Linked DNA regions of Homo sapiens: regions 2 and 3 are each linked to region 1. Evidence: chromatin loops called from intact Hi-C (ENCODE). Cell type or tissue: IMR-90. All regions are shown on one strand.

What was found. Hi-C counts contacts between places; a loop is a spot of excess contacts. Peaks named below come from ENCODE experiments on the same cell type or tissue, not always from the same donor. Only the 100,000 strongest peaks of a DNase experiment are listed, where the experiment ranks them.
Region 2: it touches region 1 in a loop (2.1-fold over the local background); 8 of 110 quality-filtered maps call a loop at or near these places.
Region 3: a loop joins it to region 1, with 4 times the contacts of the local background. A loop is called at or near these places in 16 of 110 quality-filtered maps.

The regions. Positions count from the first base shown.
Region 1 is chr3:71,649,580-71,657,579 of GRCh38, forward strand. No RefSeq gene overlaps it. Among named protein-coding and RNA genes, the nearest start is that of FOXP1-DT, 69 kb to the left of the region's middle. In IMR-90, a CTCF peak has its summit at 3,437 (motif pointing left); a DNase peak (open chromatin) is centred at 3,402; H3K27me3 peaks cover 559 bases.
Region 2 is chr3:71,052,099-71,060,098 of GRCh38, forward strand. FOXP1 (forkhead box P1) reads right to left here. Exons shown (of 21, transcript NM_001349338.3): 8 at 1,538-1,675; 9 at 439-528. Among named protein-coding and RNA genes, the nearest start is that of FOXP1-AS1, 230 kb to the right of the region's middle. In IMR-90, no CTCF peak of the experiment used is centred here; DNase peaks (open chromatin) are centred at 3,723 and 4,433; H3K27ac peaks cover 846 bases.
Region 3 is chr3:70,722,432-70,730,431 of GRCh38, forward strand. No RefSeq gene overlaps it. Among named protein-coding and RNA genes, the nearest start is that of MDFIC2, 410 kb to the left of the region's middle. In IMR-90, no CTCF peak of the experiment used is centred here; a DNase peak (open chromatin) is centred at 4,770; H3K27ac peaks cover 540 bases.

The sequences.
Region 1 (8,000 bases):
AGCAGGAGGCAAATGAGAGTGGGGAGGGGAAACATGGAGGGACCCCAGCACATGCGGGGGCATGGACACCAGGAAGGAGAGCGTTTCAAAAGCTCCAAATGATGTAGGTTAGTTCATGAAGAAGAACCCGGAAAGGGTACATAGCATTTGTTAGTTAGGGGATTGGTTTATTCTGTTGAGTCAAATTAAAAGTGAATAAGGAGAGGGATCAATATCCGGAGGCATGATCAGTTGTGGCTCTTCAGAAAGATGGGCAGGTGAAAGAAAGGAGAAGACAGGGGGACAGCATGAAGGCTTCCTGGGACTGGAGACTTCAACAGCTAAGAAGCGGAATAACAAGACTAGCACAAAGTCTAGCTGGGGCAGGGTGCTTTCACCATACCTAGTGCACAGTTCAAACACCTGGCCATAGGTGTCAGGATCGTGCGGGGGCGGGGACATCAAAGCCACAGTGGAAATGACAGAACCAGGGACAAACCGCTTAGAGGCTGGTGAGGAAGATAAGGTATATATACTACATATGGGGTATTTTCATTATATGTTTTTCTTTTATACACACACACACACACACACACACACAGTTTTGAGTGACTAGTGAAAAGGTCACAAATTATATGTTTCACGTGGAATTTTTAAAACATTGAATTAGTTGCTAACATTTATTTGTATTTATTTATTTGAGATGGGGTCTCACTCTGTTGCCCAGGCTGGAGTACAGTGGCATGATCTCAGCTCACTGCAATCTCTGCCTCTCAAGCAATCCTCTCCAGAGTGGCTGGAACCACAGGCAGGCACCACCATGCCCAGCTAAGTTTTTTGTATTTTTGGTAGAGACGGGGTTTCACCATGTTGCCCAGGCTGGTCTTGAACTCCTGAGCTCAGGCAATCTGCCTGCCTCAGCCTCCCAACGTGCTGGGATTACAAGCGTGAGCCATGGCACCTGGCCTAGTTGCTAACATTTAAAAATTGAGAATACTTCCTGTAAAAGACATTTTTTTTCTGACTTATCTTGATAAATGAAATGACCTGGGTACTTTCCTGCTTGGCAGCCCTCGTCAGGAGCTGCTGGTGGTGGCACCTGCCTTGGATGGTGCAGGTGCTCTCCTGTGCCCTGGTCCTCACCAGTCCCTATTGTCTACCCCAGCCCACTCCATTCACTTTATCTCCTCGGCCCCTTTTAACACATGACTTTGCAACCCGTGGGCTGGAAGTTCTAGGCAGTGTGAAGAAAAAAGTCAAATGCTAATGAGCCATGGAAGGGGTTACGATTAGACTCAAGTTTAGAGCCAAATCTCAAAGGCTATTTTCAGTAATCCATAGATTTTGAATGTAACTTCTGTATTGCATTTCTTCTAAAATATAAACCTATGTATACAATATAAATACAGATTCACAGTCCCTTATTCACAATTTTGAAATTCACAGGTTCTAAGGCACAAAGTTTTATTTTTAAAAACTAACTCAACGTTGGCAAGACCTGAGCTGATGTGGGGCTCTTTATAGAGTCTAGTTAGCCCACTTAGTGTGAATGTTCACACATTTTGCTGCAGAAATATTAACGCATAGGCTATGGGGTACATAATATACAGTCTATGCACCATAGTACCTTTATAAAATTCTAAATTCTGGCCCCAAAGGTAAAAGTCTGGGACTCTTAAACAGCAACTTTCACATACTTATAAACGAAGGTATCACTTTCGCCATTTGAGAGGGGGAAAAAGTACCCTGTTGGGAAACAAGGAGAAGTCTAAAACAGTATTTTCTAAAGAACATCTATGAAGACAATAAGCAATATTTGGTGGGGGGAGTAATTCAGTATTCTCAAACCAGTAGCTGCAGGAACAAAGCAGGCATGTGATTTCACTATTTTTATTTTTATTTTTTTTTTGCCAACAGAAAGCAGAGAACACAAGTTTATTAGGAAGCAAGTCACTTCTCTTTTCCCCGTCCCCAGACAAACCTCCTCTTAATGTTCCTTACATACCAAGAAAAAGACATCTCTACACCACAGTGATCTCACAAGGGGAGGTGAGAAGCTGCAACCATCCTCAAGTCTACTTGCTACAGTAAGACTGGTCATTAGAGACTCTGGCTTGTGGCTTGCCGAAAACACTAGCCAAGCCTGCAAATTGAGGCTTAACCCACTCCGGAGATAACCTGCCTTTTTTTGTGTCAAATAGAAGTCAGGCTCTGCAGGCTTCCAAGATCATATTACCCTTGCATGGGCATTCCAGACTACCACACCTCCAGGCCCATTTCTGATTGGACTTTGACCAGTATTCTCAGTTGCCTGATGTTCTATTTTCTTCATTAGGGTGGTGGGGAGAAACATCATCCCGAAAAGGAGGCTGATGTTACCGCAGAAAGGCAGGCTCCCCAACGTCCTCCTCTTAGTCAAGGGTAGTCATTCTGTTCGCAGGGATGCTAAGCATTTCAGAAAACCATCTCATGGATGTGCCAGCAGCATCCTGTACCTCTCCCCTGAGTGTATGCTACTGAACAGGGCCTGGATACCTGCTTGCTAAGCAGAGAAAAGCACGTACCTGGTTCTATGCCAAGCCCAAGAGAGAACCCACTTGGTATGACAATAGCCTAAGATCTCCAAGAAACTGTGATATTTAAAAAAGCTTTTCTATAAAGCCAGAGAATATGCTGGCGAGTTAGCTGTTTTCAACTGCACCTGAAGCTATGGAGCCACTAGAAAGGAATTTGGATGAAGTTTTCCTCCCTTCTTTCCTCTTTAATCTCTAAGGAATTGCTACTAAACCAAGGCCACACTGGCAGAGGCAGCGCCAACTGAGCCTTTCTCAAAGACAGTGTAGAAAAAAAAATGCCCTGCTGCCTCAATATCCTAGAATACGCTTCATTCCCCAATGCCCATCTGTAAAAGGCAATGCTCACTTTATGACAAACAAGGGGATAAATGTGCTGGCACTGAAATTCAGACTCCACAGCCAGGCCCTGTGGGGTTGGCCACTTTAATGAGAATATCTACAACCCCCTCCTGTAATAATGGGAAAGCAGGGAAGGAGAGGAGAATGGTTCTACAAGGTTTTCATTTTGTCTGTAGTTATTTTACACCTGAAACAGAATCAAGAGTGGAAAACACCTTTCCATGTTTTGCACTTGCGGTTTTGGTCTGATCTCTCTTTCTCTTAATATGTTTTTAAATCTTTTCTTTCAGGTTAGATTTGAGTTTGTTTTCTCTGAAAATGCAAAAGGGCCTGTCCACATTGAACTCCTGGATCACCTCTCACCGATGAAAGTTCAATGCGAATGTAACGTGCTCGTAACACGTTTCCTAGTGAATGTATCTCTCTGCGAATCATTCGTGTGTGCTCAGCCTGCAAGCCTGGCAACCCACTGGCAACGTACCGAATCTGTTCAGTCCTTATACTGGATAGCTGACTCTTTCCATAATTTATGTTACAGTGCCATCTGATGGTAGTTTATGACCACCATTTTTAAAAAGCTGGGCTGTCTCTTCTGCCTTTTAAAGAAATATATGGGTTTAAAAATCGTCTTTAATTAATCACAGCAGATAATGTGTCAGTGTGGTGGTCTGTAAACAAGAAAGCTGTTTCCACGTGAGGTCTGCTAAAGATGAGACACTACAGAGAGGATTTTGAGCAGCCACACACACCTTAAAGACAACTGATTAATTTTTTTAAAGACATTCATGTTCTCGTTCAGTGACTATTACTGCATAATCCGACATTTCAGAAGCAGTGTTCTTTGTGAATGCCATGACATATTTGGGAAGAATATCAGAGGGAAAGTCTGTTCTAAGTAAATGATGTGTGGTCCAGAATTTTCGGCTCTGCATTCTCATTGTGCATCATTTATTTCTCCCTCTTCATTTCCAAAAAAACCCACAAAACTCTCTGGGCCCATACCGGCATGACACAAGGAAACCCAACCCCACTTTTAAGCCCAATCATTTGCAAATGTATTTCAGTCCTAGGTTTAATTCTAGGAGAAGATTCCTTGGAGAAGCCTCATTCCGGAAGTCTGCCTGCCAATTTTTGGAGGCTTTAAGGCTTGTTTCCTCTCTCTCCTCCAGGTTTCTTTCCACCCACAAAGTTAACGTGCATCGTGAATGGGCCTGAATATAATTCCTCCAACAGAACTTGCCAGTTCTGTGGCTGCACTGCCAGTCACTCTCAGGAACGCGCAAAGAAAAAGATGATTTCAAGTCCAGGTTTGTTTGGGGGGTTCTGGGTAAATAAAATGAGTTTATGAGATAGGGATCTGGGAAGACCTGGGGTGTCAGGGAGGGTTTTTTTTTTTTTTTAACTAAAGTAAATGCTCTAGCCTCCTCTTCAACGATGAAACAGTCTGATAGCTAGCAAAGTGATTGACTTCTAACTCCTACACTCAAAAGTCTTCAGTTCACATTCCATCCCCTTTTCCAGATTACCCCATTTAATGTCTCATCACTCCTATAGGATCAAGATGAAAAGTTTGAGCTGAGGGAGCAAGCAGGGAAGACACCCCTTTCCTCTTCATAAAGAAGACACAGAACACACAGTGATTCATTAGGAAGGAAGAGAAATTAATATGCATTTAACCAGATGCAAAATAGGAACTTGGGAACAAAGGCAGTTTAAAAAAAGGCACTCGAATGTCAGAGATTTCTCAGGTTCTTCCTGCCCTGTCACAATCAACATGCCTTCCTTTCTAACTGCTCCCTTTTCAGTAATTGTAGGGATCACAATTTCAAATTAAACATTCCTAATAAGTCACGGTGGGTTTTGCTTACTTGGTTTTGCTTCTTTTATTCTCTCCTGTACTCCCCCCGCCCCCCGCCCCTTTGTTTTGCTTATAAACTTACCTTTGCTGACCCTTCTCTCCTGTTTTGGGGGGCTGTTCTTGCTTCCTTCCCTGCACTTAAAATGTTCTTGTCTCTTCAACTGTCATCCCCAAATCAGCACGAGCATGTCTGGTGCTCACATTTCCCCCATCTTTGGTTGAGTGTGTGTTTTTGTGTGTCTGTTATTGTTTCCCTCCCCACCCCCCTTTAATTAGAAGAACACTATCAGAGACTCCAACACATTCAGCTGGGTCTGAACTGACTGTACCCATTAGGAATTCTTAAAGTGCAGATCGACTCTCCAAAATGACTTTTTACAGATGCAAAACTGACTTCATGGGTTGCCTCACCCCCACTCCATCTCCCGACGTGTATGGTTTTTCATCGCTGTTCCAATTTAAATTTCTCAGTCTACCACTCAAAAGAGATGATTTTTTTCTAATATCCATCCTGCAAACTCCATCTGGGATCCCCCAAACAAGCTGTGTTCTTCTGTTTCTCTCACAGGCAGGAATTATAAAAAGTCTGCAATAAGAGCAGGAAGGAGGTCAGACCTTCTTGGTCCTGAACCACAAGCGTTTTAATGCCTGGAAACACACAGGGTAATTGAACAGGGAAGATAAAATAAATGTCCACTTAGAGGCGATTGCCCCACCCTATCCATCCAGCCTGCGGATCCGGTGCACATCACCTTGGGAAAGCCCAAGTTACAGTCCACAAAAAACCAGAAGCAAGGAGCATCTACTATAATCACAATTATCCTACGATCTTCATGCCTCGCAGGATTACTATCCTTCCAAGCTTTGGGCCTAGTGTCTTGTGTGAACAGAGAACCAGATGGGAGTTTTGGGGGCTAAAATGGATCCACCAATTATTTATAGATTCGGACTAAAAATCATGTGAACCGCCTTCTGTGGAGTTCCATCTTCCGAGAACAGACTTGAAATAGACATAGTTGTGGAAAGTCTCGGAATCATTTAGAATAATCCTGAACATGGTATTGCAAGTAGGGAATGGTAGAGTGAAGTCTAAAGAATGTTAAAAGCCCCTTCAAAAAGAAGGGCAGAGTTTTAGAACAATCTTTCGGAGAGCTCTAGAATCAGACCACGTGGTTCAATTTTATATCCTGTTGGTCTTAGTAGCATTGACCCTAGACATTTTTTTTTTTTCCTGCTGAAAAAACCTTTAAAGTTTGACATGACTGCTTTGCATAGCTAAGTGTGACCAGCTTTGGAGAAGAAGAAAATTGTTCTTACTGCCTTGCATACGATAGACAATCAACATTTATTGAAAGGATGAAAATAAAAACAGACCTTTTATCATGCAAAGTATATGACTACGTATAGTATGATAAAGTTTCCTTAAGCTCTGTATTTTATTTTTTTAACTTTTACATATATATATATATATATATATATATATATATTTTTTTTTTTTTTTTTTTTTTTTTTTTTTTTTTCTGAAGCAGTGGGAGTGGGGAGGCAACATTTCTTAAATAATTCCTTTGTGCTAGCTACCATACTAAATACCTTTTTTTTTTTTTTGAGACAGGGTCTAGATCTGCTGCCCAGGATGGAGTGCAGTAGCATGATCACAGCTCACTGCAGCCGCAGCCTCAACCTTCCAGGCTCAAGCGATCCTCCCAGCTCAGCCCCCCAAGCACCTGGGATAACAGGCACGCGCCAGCAAGCCCGACTAATTTTTGTATTTTTAGTAGAGACCGGGTTTCACCATATTGCCCAGGCTGGTCTCAAACTCCTTGGCCTCCCAAAGTGCTGGGATTACAGGTGTGAGCCACGGTACCCGGCCTAAATATTTTAACCTATGTTGCTTCATTTCAACCTCACAACAACCAAAAATCTTTTACATTTTACTGTGGAATAATCACCTGGTTATTATTATTATTATTATTATTATTATTATTATTATTATTATTATTATTTTTTAGACAGAGTCTTCCTCAGTTGCCCAGGCTGGAGTGCAGTGGCGCGATCTCCGCTCACTGCAAGCTCCGCCTCCCGAGTTCACGCCATTCTCCTGCCTCAGCCTCCTGAGTAGCTGGGACTACAGGCGCCCGCCACCACGCCCGGCTAATTTTTTTCTTGTATTTTTAGTAGAGACGGGGTTTCACTGTGTTAGCCAGGATGGTCTCCATCTCCTGACCTCATGATCCACCCACTTCGGCCTCCCAAAGTGCTGGGATTACAGGCGTGAGCCACCGCGCCCGGCCAATCACCTGGTTATTATTGGTTGAGAAAGGTTACCAGCTTGTCCAGGGTCACCCAGCCAACTAGAGCCCAAGCCCCAGCTACCCCTTAGATGCTGCTGGGTCCACTGTGATTCCGATTAAGAAATGCTGCCTTCCTTGTTACTCATTTATCTCAATACCAAGATGGAGGGAATGTTTTGAGAATGGCTGAGGCCATGAGCATTTTTCAGGGATGGTTACATTTTCGTAGCCAAAATACCATTTAAAGGAATCAGAAAAAAAGCTTTGCCTTCACATTTTTAAAAATTTCTTTTCTTTTTCTTTTTCTTTTTTGAGACAGAGTCTTGCTCTGTCACCCAGGCTGGAGTGCAGTGGTGTAATCTCAGCTCACTGTAGCCTCGACCTCCTGGGCTCAGGTGATCCACCCACCTCAGCCTCGTGGGTAGCTGGGACTACTCAGCTATAGGCGCACACCATCACACTTGGCTAATTTTTATATTTTTTATAGAGACAAGGTCTCACCATGTTGCCTAAGCTGTTCTTGAACTCCCGGGCTCAAGCCATCCTCCCACCTTGGCCTCCCAAAGTGCTGGGATTACAGGTATGAGCAACTGCACCCAGCCTTAAATTTCTTAAATAACTCTCTTCAGTCTCCTGGAAAGCATGGCCAAGGGTCAGATGCTTAGTTCCAAGCTGCTCTCCACAGGCTCTCCTGTTAACGGACTCATTTGGTCTACACGCTACCTAAAATGCTTAAAAGGAAAATTTAGAAATGAACTTAATATTTGGTGACATCCATACATGAGTTATAATGCTAATTCTAAAATAAGCTATTTATACTGATTTACTTTTCACTGATATCCATTTAAATATACATAATATCCCTAAACATACAGGAAATTAATAACTTTAATTAGCATGTATTCTCTACTTGGAAAAAATCTTCATTCATTTTGCCACTCTATTGAGCTTGCTTGG
Region 2 (8,000 bases), 600 kb before region 1:
TCCAACCTCACAAGGGGTTATTCTTCCAATGGAAAAGGCCATCACCACACACCCAAGCTCTGTGAGCTGGGGAAAAAAAAAAAAAATTAAGTGTGCATCCAAGTAAAATTTTCCTGAAAGCACTTCACTTCTCCCAGCTCCATCCTGGCCCTCAGTTGTTACCAGGTTGCAAAAAGTAACCTGAAGACTCTGTCAACGATGCCTCTCCTGCTCCTCACACAGGTACACGTGCAGTGGTGTTATAAAATATGTGGCAGCAAGCAAATGGAACCCAGAAAAATCTGAGTGAAAACAGGACAATAATTCTCAGTCTGAAAGCTGAGAACCGATAGAGTCAGCTCAGTTGTGCAATCATTTAAAAGATGAATGACAGTTTAATAGCCACTAGATAGTCCTCTGGGATCTGTGGTTTGAAAGTAAAATATGTATTGTCGGTACCTCTTTAGGCTGTTTTCCAGCATGTTGTTGTTGTAAAAGTTGAAGCTGCAACTGTTCCTGTTGTTTTTTATAAAACTCTTGAAGCTGCTGCTACAAAGGAAAGAGAGGACGGTAAGTAACAGAGGGTAGCGCCAATCCACTGTCCCTTTTGGTGCCATACACAAACTGTGATTTGAAAAATAGCATCCTTTTATCTGTAATGGCCTGACCTTTAGTTTGAAACTCGACAATAAATTCAGCGCACACTGACTATTCTTGGCATTATTGTTTGAAAAGTAATCTCCAAAATGAACTGATGAAAAACATACCATTTTCTACACAAACTAATTAAAATAAGGCAAAGAATGACCTTTGATTGTACAACAAAGCTGAAATGCCCTTGCTGAGAGAGTCTGGTGAATCTCTTCTGCATGCTTTCTAAATGACAGGGCTGGGCACTATGCAGTGTTATTCAGTGTGTGCATGGACAGCCTGGGAGCTTCCGCTGCATCCTGTCCCCACCACCCCAGGCCAGTGACTCCCAACGCTGTAGTTCCGAATCTCATCTATTTGGTTCAGGTGGCTGTGAAGTCTGAATATTAGGTCCCCATAGTGCAATGACAACCAGAAGTTCATTTCAGCAACATCGTATGTGGAAGAAGTAAAATCAACTCTGGACCTTAAAATTAGCAAATTCTAGAATGCTTCTTTATGTTTAAAGAAAAAAAATCTGTAAGCTTCTGAGTCGAAATGGGGACATCAAGAGCTGTCATATTTAAACCACTCCCAACGTGCTCCTCATTTTGCTTTGATTCACACCATTTAGGAGCCATGTAAACCTAAAAGATCTTACTGCTACCAAGTCCAATTACAGCCCTGATCTCAGTCCATCGGGTACTCTCCAGGCCCAAACACTAGTCACCATGGCAGGGCTCCTCTCTTTTGGGCATGCAAAAGCACATCGATTATTCAGGGAGTGGTCTGTGTCCTGCCCCACCCACGCTGCTTTACTCTTCACTGAGCAAAGGAGCTGCTCTGGTGGAGGGGAGATTGCGAATGGAGTGATGGGGGCCCCTGGGTTCTGGGGGAGACAGGCTGGAGGTGGAGGAAGGACAATTACCTGTTGAAGCATGAGGGCCTGCTGCTGCTGGAGGAGAACCTGGAGCTGCTGAGGGCTCAGCACTTGTTGCTGGAGGATCTGCTGCATTTGCTGGGGAGTGATAACTTGAGGTGTCATCATAGCCACTGACACGGGAACCTAGAATGTTAATGAAGGATAAATAGGAAGCCAGGAAATCAGAAGCACGCAGCCTCCCAGGTTCAGCAGCTGACTGCCATCAGCCTGCTTAAAGAGTTGACCAATTTCCCATGCAACATGTATTTATCCAGAGGGGATGCAGCAACAGATCCTATTTAATCTATCATGGAGTTTATTTTAAAGAAAGAAAAGTAAAATCTTGCAGTACTGATGGGGGTTCCAGGCAGCCTTGCAAGCACACAAAAAGGACAAACTTAATAAATGCTAACTGGAGTTAAGATACGACAGTTCTCAATTGCTTATTGAGAGTGAGTTTTTGGTCAAAACCATCTGTGGGAAGTTAACCCAGACTTGAATTTTGTTTGAGAGAAGACAAATGGTAACCAGCACCTTTGCAGGTGGAGCCCATATGAGCACACTTGCTCTGTGGACAGTGATTTTAAGAACAACCAATCAATGCTTATACTTGCTGGGAAGGGAACCTTGGACACACCTTCCGAACTTAAACACAGACCCTTCGCATGATGCCTTTTACTCTTCCTTATTCACCCAGCACACAGATGTCTCAATTCTTTCATATTATGTGCAATACCATTAAAACCCGCTTTCCATGACATTTCAGTGACAAACAGCTACAGTGATGAACTTGATAGCATTTCATATTTGCAACTGTTAACACGTTTCTGCACGGGCATCTTTGCAAGGAACCTGCACACTGTATCTGAAAGGATGATGTCTTGTTCAGATAAAACACTGACATTAAAATGACAGGCTGTCTTGGCCAAGGTTACACAAATTGTATTCAAGCGGATACCTAATGACAATGCTATGAATTCTGCAAGCTTTCTAGAATGTAATTTAGCTATTCAAAATAATCACTGCACTTGTGTTTAATTTGCAGACTACATGAGACCCATTTTGTCAGTCCCCGTAATGCAAGAAGACTATTTCATGAAAAATCACCCCCCGCCCCAAATAAAAAGATAAGGAAAGAAAAAACAATGAAAGAAAAGACAAAACCTGTATGTCTTCTAACCGTAATATTTAAGCATCTTACTTTTCTTTGGTTTCTAATCAAACATGTGACAGCAAGAAGCTAGAAGCAGTAAAGGATATACTTTGTTAAAAAGGATATGCTGTCATCTCATGTATTACAATAAAAGGTAATAACATGTTTTGCACTTTGCCTGTGTGCTACTTAAAAAAAAAAATCCGGCAGACAATAGCTGATCAGAAGATAAAAGAATTAAAAAATCTTTCAGGGGAGCAGTAAGCAAAAGGCAGAAATGCAGTATTAATTTTATGTAACATAATGTCTTAATATGCAGTTTATCCTGACTTTTTCACATGATTTGTCCTGTCATTTGCATAGCGAGCTCTCATTCCTAATTTCACAGTCATTATGCACTGATGTCCCGATTTCTCAGCATCACTAATTTTGATGAACTAAAAATGGTTCCTGAAGGTCAGATTCATGCACAGCGAATGTTCTCCACTGTTGTTGTGGGCTTGTTTCATGTGTGGGGATGTTGATGTGCCAGTGTCGTGTGTTTGGAAAACACTAGTTAGAACATTCGAAAAATTTCATTAACCCAGCTCTGGAAGGTCATCCATGAATTCTTCCTATTCCAGTGGCCTTTTAAGTGTAGATGTAGATACACTGTAATTTAAAACAGATGGGCATGTCTGAATATTTTCATATGCAAAATGGGACAGATGTATATGAATGGATAAATTACCCTTTTAAAAAGATAATTTGTAGCACGAAATATCACCAACGATTGGAACAGTGAACTCGCATTCAGTTTAGGGCAAACACCAGGAAGACATTATCAAAACATCTAACCATCTACAAATTAATTCCAGTTAGTCTACTTTGTCTTCATACAGAAGAAACTTTTCGGATTTTTAAGTATCTTTTGGGTGCCAATCGGTATCCTTTGAGCTGCTAAAGCCAGCGTATCACAATAGAAGTTTACTTTTCCTTGAGAGTTGCATCATCATACGGGGAGGTTTGATTAAGCAAACAAAAGAACCATGTTTAAGGTTTCTTTTTTCCTCTGCGTTTCTTGGATGATGTACAATATAAATATTCTTGAGCCAAATTCTGATGGTGATGAACAGGAAAACAGACAGGAATAGGGTGGTGTAAAATCTAAACTGGTGATGAACATGAACTTAACAGAGTTAGAGCAGAAATCATGATAGAAATAACCTCCTGGTCATCGTTTTTAAAAGAGCTATAGAAACCTTATACTAGAAAGGGGCACAGGTGAACTTTTGGGGGCGATGGAAATGTCCATATCTCGAGTGAGGTGGTGCTCACACACGTGTATACAATCGTCAAAACTCTTCCAACTAGACACTGAAAATCAGTATATTTGAGCGCACGTAAATCATCCCTCAATAAAACTGATTTTAAAAGTTACATATGTCTCCTAAAATACTTTTTCCCCTTAACTCAGGTAAAACTAGAAGCATCTTCTTAAAGGAGAAACAACATTGTCCCTTAACTGTCAATAATAAAAGGGGGAATCATGGAAAGGACTGACATATACCTGTACAGACAATTTTTAAAGGCTGACATCAAACCAGTGGCTTAAATCTCCTTTTCCCATAATCATTTATTCATTTTTTTGCAGTTACGGAACAGGATAATGAACTTGAGTCTCCCCTTCTTTTTCCTTTTGGACATTTTGATGGAGGTGCTGATGAGTAATAATATGCTTTACAGCAGCAGGCACTGCCAAAGGAGGGAAGGAAGCAAGAGGCCTGAGTAATCCTCCAAACGGGCTGATCACTTCTGAATAATCAGAAGTGGGCTATTATATCCTGATGGCCTTAACTTCGCTTTTACTATCTGAAACCACGTTTTCATGCCAGTTAGCTCTGGGCCTCCAAAGTGGGCTCCAGCTTCATTTACAAATGTTATAAAACCAAGATTTCCCCAACGTTTCTGTTCTAACATATCATGAAAAGAGGTTATGGAAAAGCTTTAACAAACATATTCAAATAGACCAGAAACTATGGTGGGGTAGAAAAGAAATTAAAAAAAAAAAATCTGAGCAGTTTTTAAGGCTTTAAATAGTTAAGAATTATAGCCTATATATCCACTCCCTTAATTCCCAACGTCCAACTTTTTCATGTAGCTAGTCCCTACTAACACTAGGAATCAAAGGGCATGCAGTACCAGCGAGAGGCTATTACAGCCCACACTTTATTGCCCATTACTACTGAGGTCATTAGCGGCAAGAGTGATTGTAGCAGTCTTAACCTATTGATCACTGTAACTACTATCATTTAATCCTGTGTTGAATGTCTGGAAAGCGGCTAAAGGCACACAAGAGAGAGTGCTTTAGCACTGAGAAATATGGCCAAAGCTTCAAAATTACACTTTGATTCATAAAATCTAGCCAGTGGTTTAAATCAATAGTATTTAAAACAGTCATGTGAGTTTTTAACTACAGCTCTCTAATATTTATGGGCCCCTCTTTAAAAGTATTCAGTAAAAACGAAACTTTTTTTTTTTTTTTTTTTTTTTTTTTTTTTTTTTTCAGATTTCATGCCTTCTACCTTAACCTCCTTGAGATAACAACATTCATTTCTGATGTTTTCTGTGCTACAGGGTTCATGCCTTAACTGGGAGTTCAAGCTAATTCTTGATTTCTTTCTCAAAAGACGATTTAAATATAAGGCAAAAAAAAAAAAAAAATTTCCGATACTGTAACTACCTTAACTGTTTGAGTATATAGAAATGAGTATGTTTTATGAGTTAACAATGAATCATAGAAGGCAATTTATGAAGAACTAGAATGATTCTGTCTAGCTGCCTTCAGGGATCAGAAATTCAAATTAAACTTCTGGCAGACATTTAAAGAATGCTAGCATACAAAACTGAATTTAAAAAAACGCACACAGTTAACACTCCTCAGTGGAGTTTCAAGAGGAAATCATGAATTAAAAAAACACACGGCATGATACACTGTTGACTGATACCAACTGGGTGTGGTCGATCCCAGGTGCACCCAAACCTGCGGGAATGGCAGAAATACAGCTGTGCTTGGGCCATCACAGCTCTGCTAGTATGGGCCTGCTGCTACCTTAATACCAGCAACTGGGAAAACGGTGTTAGCACTAACAACTGCTGCTAAAAGCCCATACACACTGCTGTGTAAATTCTGCCTGATACGGTTTTTTCTTCAAAATGACTCTCTATCATCTGAATGCTGAAAGACTATTAAAATAATATGCCATATTATTTCCTTTAACGCCCAATGGGGAAACGTAGATGATGGGAAGGGAAAAATCTAAAAAGCAAACAAACAAATAAAAACACTCAGAGAAACAATACTTATTTCTAATCTAGGAGACAATTGAAGGAATTGGGTGGGAGGGGAGAAGACACAATATAAATACTGAAAATAACATGTTATCATTTTCTTCTCTCTTCAGTTTACACTCCAGTCAACTACAAGTAAATACTACCTAGTACACATACACATAAATTTTGCACGTTGGGTATCATCTCATAATTACTGTGTATACAAATAATAAAAAGAGAAGATAAAAAATGCTAAACACTGTTTCATTTTTATTAATTTGGTTAATAATTTAGAAACTCTTTTTACCCTCTGATCATTCACCACATGTATGTCCCAGGAAATTCACTTCCGTTCTAGCCTTCAGGCTGTATTTGGGTGATAACTGACCAGGTTTGGCAGTGTCACCTGGTTAATCAAATAGCAGGAGCAAAACAAATTAAATTAGAAGGCTCCAGAATGTCACAACAAAACCAAACAGAGAAAATAGCTCCATTAAAAGAGAGAGAGGAGAAAAAAAAAAAAAAACTATGCCAAGTTTTTTATGACCATATACAAGCTAGCCTGTATAGAAGAAAATTAAACATCATCACCTCTGGCCCCCTGTGGAAAACAAGTTTTCATAATTAACAAGTCAATGGATACAACAGATGTATTGGCAAACAGAAAAGTTAGAAAGCTTCTATTTCTCCATGGTATTAAAAAAACAAAACAAAATGAACCAACCAGGTACCATGCAAGTAACTATCATACAGGAAAGAAAACACACTTCTGATATAATATTTCGGTCTTAAAAAAATAAAAAAAAAAAAGCATGCTATTTATGTGGAAAGTAAAATTCTGTTTCATTATGGAATTCTGCTTTTTGTATAACTCCTTTAGGCTTAGCTATTTTGCCACAATACTGTACAAAGCACTAAGGCAGGTAATGGTTATTATATTAATGCAAAATCATCTAGGTAGTCAGTCATTAGCATAACAGTTCTCTCAGTAACAATACAACCAACTATTAAAAATTTTTTTTCAAAAGACCTCTTTAAAATGCAATTAGCATTTCATTTTTTATCATTTTGTTTATTACATTCTATCAAGAAAGGCTATCTTTCTTTCACAAAAAAATTGTAAGGCCAAGGCTCGCCTGCCAATCAGGAGTTATTTCAGGTTATCAACCCTAATAAGCAATCTCCAGCAATGCTCTCCGAGCTCTTCTTTTTGTCTTTAAATTCTAAAAAGTGGCATAAATGCATATTTGTTTACAGCAGAGGTATTAGTGGAACATCAACTGCTCTCCTCTAACATTTCCCAGGCACACAAGGTTACTCCACTAAGTGCCAGTATAATTGTTTTAGCTCTAATAAATATCAGCTTCATTTGCATAAAAATGTAAAGTTTACATAAATTAAATCGCTTCTCCCATTAGCAATTGTTAAATACAGGAAACAATGGAAGCTACACATGAAAATAATCACTCAATAAGCACTGATTCTTTCAACCTAGCAACTATTATTATTATTTAAATCAAGAAAATGCCTTCTCTTTCCTACTTCAACCACTTTCTCCTGTAGCTGGGATGGAAAACAATTTAGGGCATGTGAATTAAACATGCTAATGGCATTTTATATTAACAACAACAACAAAAATCATGTTTAAGTGCTGCAAATGGGAGGAGGGGAGGACTATTCCAAGAAGGTACCCCAGAAAAGATTCTATCCACAGATCTTTAGTTCTTAAAGGGAAAAGGAAGAGGCCTTGGCTAAATAAGTTCTCTTAAATTGAAGTATTACTCAAAAATAATGAAAGAGACAGCAACTGTTTCCATCCTACCTGAGACACATACATGATTAAAATAAATAAAAGATAACTTGTGGATACAGTTTTAGATCAACAGTTACTGTTAAATGAAGAAAAACATAATGTCTATCTTCTGTCTAAAGAAGATTTTTCTAACACTAAGAATTAAATTTGTAGCTCTGCTTTCTCATGATTTAATCAGCATAGAAAATTTC
Region 3 (8,000 bases), 930 kb before region 1:
AAAGGGTTCAAATCCATTTCTGGAAATATAGTCCTTGGATATAAAACCACCAGTAGGCAAGTCCACATATACAAAGCATATTATAAGATTGTTCATAGGAATAAAATCTAGAACCAGTGACTGGCTAATGATATGTATGGTACATCTACACCATGTAATATGTCCATTAAAAAGAACAGATTAGTGCTCTTCCAGTTTACTTGAGAGGATTTCCAAGAGTGTTATGGAGCAAAAACAGTAAGATGCAAACAAAGGTTTGCCAAATGGTCACATTTTAATAAAGCAAACAATATATACATGATGTGTGTGTGTATGCTTATATGAGCATTGAGGAAAGTAAAGTGGAATGCATAGAAGAGTGTTAAACTTATAGCATGCAGGAGACAAAAGTTTTAAGTGCACCAAAAATATATGCACACCTGTATATAAGACACGTCCCATTTAAACTATAATACATATATAGTGTATATATGTCTTATATATAAGTATGTAGAAATTAAAGAATTGTTTGAATGTATTAACTTATTGGAAGTTAATGGAGTATATAATAAATGGAGTATATAATGGAGTATATAATAAAGCAAATTTCAAGCAACTTGGTTAGCATCATGCCATGTTGTTTAAAAGCAAATGAACAGATAAAACCTGTGTGTGTATGTGTGTGTATATATATGTATATATGTGTGTGTGTGTATATATATACACACATACACACAAACGTGCGCGCACACACACACACACACACACACACACACATATATATATATATATATATATATATATAAATAAAACAGGACAGCAAATTTTGGCCAGTAGGCCACATTCCAGCTGGCTACCTATTCTTGTAAAGTTTTATGGGAACACAATCACATCTATTTTTGTGCTGTCTACCACTGTTTTCTTCCTATAAGGGCAGGGTTGAGCAGTTTCTACAAAGACCATATTACCAGCACAGACTAAAATATTTACTATGTAGCCCTTTACAGAAAGTTTGTCAGCCCCTAGCATACATGATTGTATATTCACATAAGCAAACAGAAAGGTGAGGGTGCACACCAGACTGTTACTATTGGCTATGTCAGGAATCAGGATTGGATGGGCATAAGGAATAATAATTAGCTTTTGTCACGATTGTTACTACATGCATGTATTATTTTCATAATTTGGTATCCAGTAAAGAGTACTAAAAGTTTAACAATTTCAAAAAGAACAATCACCTTAGAAAACATATAATTTGGGATGGGAGGATTGGGATTATTCATTCATAAACAAATATTTGAGTGAGTCCATGTGTTAAGTATTAGAGACATATATAAGCAGGAGAGTAGGAACTTACAGGCTCTGCAAGAAGCCAATGTAATCAGTGTTTTTAAAAAATGCCATAATGAAGATAAATGTGCTGAGGAGCAAACTAGTTCATTGAGAGATTTGGGAAATGCTTCACATAGCAGGTAACATTTGAGTTATATCTCAAAAGGTAAATCAGTGTTTCTTAGGTACAGAAAGGAATTGTCCAGGCAGAACTGAACAGAGAATAGAATGGGTCAATCAAAGACATGAATGAGAGCTCATAATTCACAGAGCAAGAAAAAGCTAAAGCATAGCTCAAAAACAAAGTTGCAGGGCTTATAGGAAGATGGTGGAGGAGGTTTGGGAGTCAAAGATAGGTTTTAAACTATAGGTTGTCCTTACCTTTTGGAAGGTAATGTAGGTTGTCTTGGACTTTGTTGTATCAACAATAGAGAGTCACTTCAGGTTTTTAAAGAAGTTATTATCTTGAGAAAACCTCCAAACTGTTCTCCATAGTGGCTGTGCTAATTTACATTCCCACCAACAGTGTGCAAGTGTTCTCCTTTCTCTGCATCCTCGCCAGCATTTGTTATTGCCCGTCTTTTGGAGATAAGCCATTTTAACTGGAGTGAGATGATAGCTCATTGTAGTTTTGATTTACAGTTCTCTGATCAGTGATGTTGAGCACTTTTTCATGTACCCATTTGCCATTTGTATGTCTTATTTTGAGAAATGCCTATTCCAATGTTTTGCCCATTTTTTTAATCAGATGATTGGATTTTTTTCCTATAGAATAGTGTGAGCTCTTTATCTATTCTGGTTATTAATCACTTGTCAGATGGGTAATTTGCAAATGTTTTCTCCCATTCTGTGGCTTGTCTCTTCACTTTGTTGACTATATCCTTTACTGCACAGAAGCTTTTGAACTTGATGTGATCCCATTTCTTCATTTTTGCTTTGGTTGCTTGTGCTTGTGGGGTATTGCTCAAGAAATGTTTGCCCAGACCAATGTCCTGGAGATTCTCCTCAGTGTTCTCTTGTAGTAGTTTCATAGTTTGAGGTCTTAGAGTTAAGTCTTTAATCCATTTTGATTTGATTTCTGTATATGGTGAGAGATACAGGTCTTGTTTCACTCTAATGCATGTGGATACTCAGTTTTCCCAGCACCATTTATTGAAGAGACTGTCTTTTCCTCAGTGTGTGTCTTCGACACCTTTGTCAAAAAATAAGTTCACTATAGGTGTGTGGGTTTGGTTTTGGGTTCTCTGTTCTGTTCCATTGGCTTACCATATGAGCCAGCAATCCCAGTGCTGGGTATATACCCAAAGTAAGGAAATCAGTATATTGAAGAGATATCTGCATTCCTTTTTTGCTGTTGTTGTTCCTTTTTTGTTGCAGCACTGTTTACAATAGCTAAGATTTGGAAGCAACCTAAGTGTCTATCAACAGATGAATGGATAAGGAAAATGTGGTACATACATACAATGGAGTACTATTCAGCCATAAAAAAGAATGAGATCAGTCATTTGTAACAATATAAATGGAACTGGAGATCATTACATTAAGTTAAATAAGCCAGGCACAGAAAGGCAAACATCATATGTTCTCACTTATCTGTGGGATCTAAAAATCAAAACAATTTGAACTCAGAGTAAAAGGATGGTTACCAGAGGTTGAGAAGGGTAGTGGGAGGCTGGGGACAAGGTGGGGATGGTTAATGGGTACCAAATAAATAGAATGAATAAGACCTAGTTTCTGATAGCACAATAGGGTGACTATAGTCAATAATAACTTAATTGTACTTTTAAAAATAGAGTGTAATTGTATTGTTTGTGATGCAAAGGATAAATGCTTGAGGGGATGGATAGCCCATTCTCCATGACATGCTTATTTCACGTTGCATGCCTTATCAAAACATCATATATTTATGGGGTACATGGTATGTTTTGATAAAGGCATGCAATGTGATATATATATACATGTACTATGTATCCACAAAAATTTTATAAAATAAAAAAGCTGATAGGTACAAAAATGATTATCTTGAGATTTGTGTTTCAGAAAGGTATCTCTCTCATCAAAGAGAAGATTTAGAGAGCAGGAGATGGTTACATTAACAGAACAAGCTACATGTAACTTTCTCAGGTTGACAAGGCATTTTAATAAACAATGAGGAAAATAGTAACAGCTAGTATTTATTGATTATTATGTATCAGGCACTCTTCTAAAGCACTCCGCATATGTTAATTCCTTATGTCCTCATATTGGTTACTTCCTCACATTTTACAGATGAGAAAACTGAGAAACTGAGACATTAAGTGACTTGCCCAAAGTCACAGAGTTATTAAATGGCACAGCTAGGATTTGAACCTGGACAGTTTGGCACCCGTCTATACTTCCAACTATTCCAGTATTCCATTTGAGGCAAGTTAACTTTCATTAATCTCCTGCCACATGCCAGGCAGTCTTACATGCTAGGGCCTCAGGCCTTGCTCTGTGAGAGTTTTCTCATAGTTTAATGCCTGGGCTAGCAAATGGATTGATTGGAAGTGGCTGACTGGTATGTTGAGTTGAGAGACTTTGACTCAGAGTTGGGTGATCCTTTAGATACGTGTGCCATGACTGAGGGAGGGAGGTAGTATAAGACTTGCTGACTTCCTAATGGCTTAGGTGGATACCGTGACTGACACAGAAAACAAAATAGGCAGAGATGGTCTTGTTCAGAATGGTTGCCCAGGGGAGTTTGGGTGGCATGTCTATATGTCCTTGTGGAGTTTTATTAGACTCTGCCCCTCCCCATAGTGCTCCCACCTACTGAACTCATCCAATTGTCCTGGTGGTTCGTGAGGTCAATTCCCCCAGACTCTAGGTCATCACTTAGCAATGCAGACTCCAGGATTTATTATTGCTGTCTCCTAGCAAATACATGAAATTCACTTTAGTTCAAACCACCCAAGCATGACAACTCCAATAATGATGTTTTAATAGTGTCTACTGTGTAAAAGTTTCTTGAAATCTGATATCTGACATGAGCTAATATAAGCAATATCACAGCCCCCCATTTTTTTTAATAAAACAGTTCCTTAAATGAGGAACTCAGTTGTACTGTACTGATAAAACCTAATGATTTCTAAAATGACGTTTTACTCCAATATTTATAATTTCATTGTTAACCAAGATTGTATTGTGGTATTTCAGAATATAAGCAATAATGTTCCTCAGCCTAAGTACGTTGAATTCACCTCAGAAAATTTAGGTAACTAATTATCTGAAACTACTGAGGCGGTGACTGTTTGCTTCCTGTATGATTACACTATAATGTGAGGTTTTTCTGTAATGGAACAAAAACAATCCAAATTCTTTGCTCAGTATGCTAACTGGCTACTCTAAAAATTGCTGTTAGGTTACTTGCAAATTTTTGTATAATGAGTATTCAGGTTCAGCTTAACAAGGTTGACATTGTTTGGGGGTAACAGATGTGTGCTTACATAGTTTTAAATGAAACCAAGCCCCAAAGAGGCTCAATAAACAAATGACAATGTTTGGAAAAGAAAGAAGCTTGTTTCCTTTGATAGGGTGCAGGGAATTTAACCAACCTGTGTTTATAATTACTGTCTGGTTTAGTTAGTGCGAAAGAATCTACTTGCTACTCACTTATAAATAAACAAAATAGACCTACTTTCCTATTTTGCAGCCGGCCTTTTGGAGTTTATTTTTCTTTTTCTTTCTCTTTTTTATTGACTACAGACCACTTACTTTATGTCCAAATTATGTTGTTCCATTTTAAACATTCTTCTGGTTTTAGAGTCTCCCCTTCTTTAATTCTTGGCCTGACTTATAAAGATGACACCTTCTCCCATATTTCAAGTCTTCCCTGCTCTCACAGCAAATCTGTAAATTACTAAACTGTAGTCAGTCGTCCACATTTGGATGTTTGGTTGAATACCAAAGGTGATTTTTTTTTTTTGGCAAGCTTATATAGAAAACAAGTTGCTACTACCCAGTTAATTGTAAAGCAACATCAAATGAACACTGTCAGTTTCGGGCCGTGGGAGAACATTGTGTAGAATATGAAGTCAATTGTTTGAACCTTCTGAACAGGCACATATTTTTGAGAAATTAAATCTCACCTTTTAAATACACAAAGGCATGCTGTCTACTTTTGAGAAGAATTGTAGAAATCCATTAATTGTTTTGAAATATTCCCTTGGAGATCTTGCTATCAGTAAATTTACTGCTTGCTTTATGTCTATTGTTAGTTAATTGGAGCAGGTATATTGATTTAAACTTTGGGTTGGCTTCACAAACTATTTCTTTTATTTTTCCCTTAACTTAAGAATTAATTGTGCTAACATAAAGATAGGTCATAAGGAAAAAGATATTGCATTTTCATTTCCATGTAGTTGTATTTTTAAAAAATCTACTTAACCAAATGCTTTCTCAAAATTCTCCTGCTCCTTGAAATTAACATTGGACTATTTGTTATTGAAATCACTCTTCGGTGTTAAGACAGATTTTTACTAGTATGTGGATTTACCTTTTATGAAGATTGCATTAATCCATCACGAAAATTTTAAAACTCAATAAATTCATTTTACCATAAAAGATGTATAAAGCCATAAGCCTTTTCCAGATGTGGATGTGGATATAAGTTAAAAAAAAACTCGTCTGTTCTGAGAGAGGAAAAACTGTTGACATTTCTTTGAAGTGTAATCTCTTTTGTTTATTTGGTTTTTAATAGCTTCCAGCAGTTAGCCACATATTTTTTAAGTGATGTTGCTCACATACTCTTTTTTTTTATTTTTAGTTGTGAGTGGCATTAACTTGCTGCCCTAAATTTAGAAGCATAACCTGTAAAGAAAGAAGACCATCCCTGAGATGTGTAAGTGAGTAATTGCCAAAAAGTGCAAGTCCCCATTGTGCTCAGCAACTGTTCTAAAATGGAAACTATGGGGAGCAGAGGTCAGTGAGTCAATTTGCTATTGTACTAGTCTTTAATATTTATTTATAAAGGACAATCTTTAGATGTTGCAGATTTTAATAGTAAAAACATTTTATTCTTTCTCTATGCCAGTTATCTGACCATTCAATGTAAACCAAAGATAAAGAATTTTTCAGCCTAACCATTGTGCATGTCACCTGTGTTCCATGGCATAACATGTGCATGTATGCACGTGGGGATGCACAAATATCCTGTAAATGAGAGGGGAAATTTACAGTGATAAAAAAAATCATTAAAATTGAGTGGCTGAAAAGCCTGACACTGAAAAATGGAAACTATTTGGAAAGTAAGTGAAAACTCAAAAAAAAAATATGTACAAGCTTTTGACATTTCATAATGATTTATATAACAGGCTGCATGAGAATTAATTTGATATCAGATATAATGCTAGCCATAACCAACTGCACAAAGCAGAGTGCATTCAAGGTTGAGAACGTTTTTATATATATAAATTAAGTTTGAAAACCATTTCTCATTCTGTCCAATCAATGTTTTTTAAATATTACTTATATTAATGGGATTCTCCAAAGTTTAATATGGTGGCTTTCGTATGTGCAAGTGGACTCGTGTAGGCATGTGGTTCATTCCCATCTGCAACAATTCTAATGTGCATTTTTATGTATGCTATATTTAAATGCTGTGTTTCTTTGGTTGAGATTGATTTTTTAACTGAGCTGAAAAATAGTCCTAAAATTTTAATACAATTCTACCAAACTGATACTATTGTTGTTAGAATAAATGAAAGAAGTGTGTCCTATAATTTTGAAGGAAATCCTGAGCAAAATCAACTTGTTCTATGTTTTTAATGCAGTTCTAAGCAATGTGCTGTACCCACTAGTAATAAAATTATTTTAAGGGATGCTCCTTGACCAGCAACTCAAGCTACATATTAAGATTTGCTCTGTTTTTCATGTGTTTTCCATCAGGGAAGTCTGTGGTTACCTTCCTGATTCTGCTGGACTGGAAAAACATAGCTAATATGGTGTGATCTGGAGAAAGCTTTGATGCAGGGACTTTGCAAATAAACCTCCAGATGCCATATGGTTTACATTCATCTCTCAATTTATTTCCTATAAATGTCTATTGAATATTCCATTGAACCAACACATGTGAAACAAGAGCTGAAAGAGAACAGTATATAGAATACTTTGTGGCAGCAAGTGATTATCATATTTCTTTCCCAATATTGCTACCAGCCTTAAATGCATGGCAAATTAGTCAAATGCCGAAGTTCTCAGACTTAAGGCAAAAATCAAGAGAAAATGTTTAAGTTATCAAAACAAACAGTCCCGTTTTTATGTTTGGGGTAAAGTATCATGCTTTGGAGCAGGATTTATTTGTGGCAGTACTGAGTCATGTGTTTAAGTTGCTGCCACTTAAAAAATAAAGTTCACGATGCCTAGGGAGGCAGAGAGAAATGCTATTAAGATGCTGCAAAGGAAAAATAATGCTCAGGGAAGAGTTTTACATGAATCTGTTTGTGGATTGGCAGGTTTTATATCATCCTCTTTGGTTCCATTCTGTTCTGGAATCCAGGCACCACCACACCATGATTCTGTATCAAGGAGACAGGCCAGAGTAATTCTTCTAAGAATTGTGTTTTCTTAATGCCTCCCTCAGCTCTCCATTCTCCTTCCTGTTAAGGCCAGTGTTTCCAAAGACTGTTTTCTTGAGGAAGACTGTTTCCTTGAGTAACTAGAGAAGATTG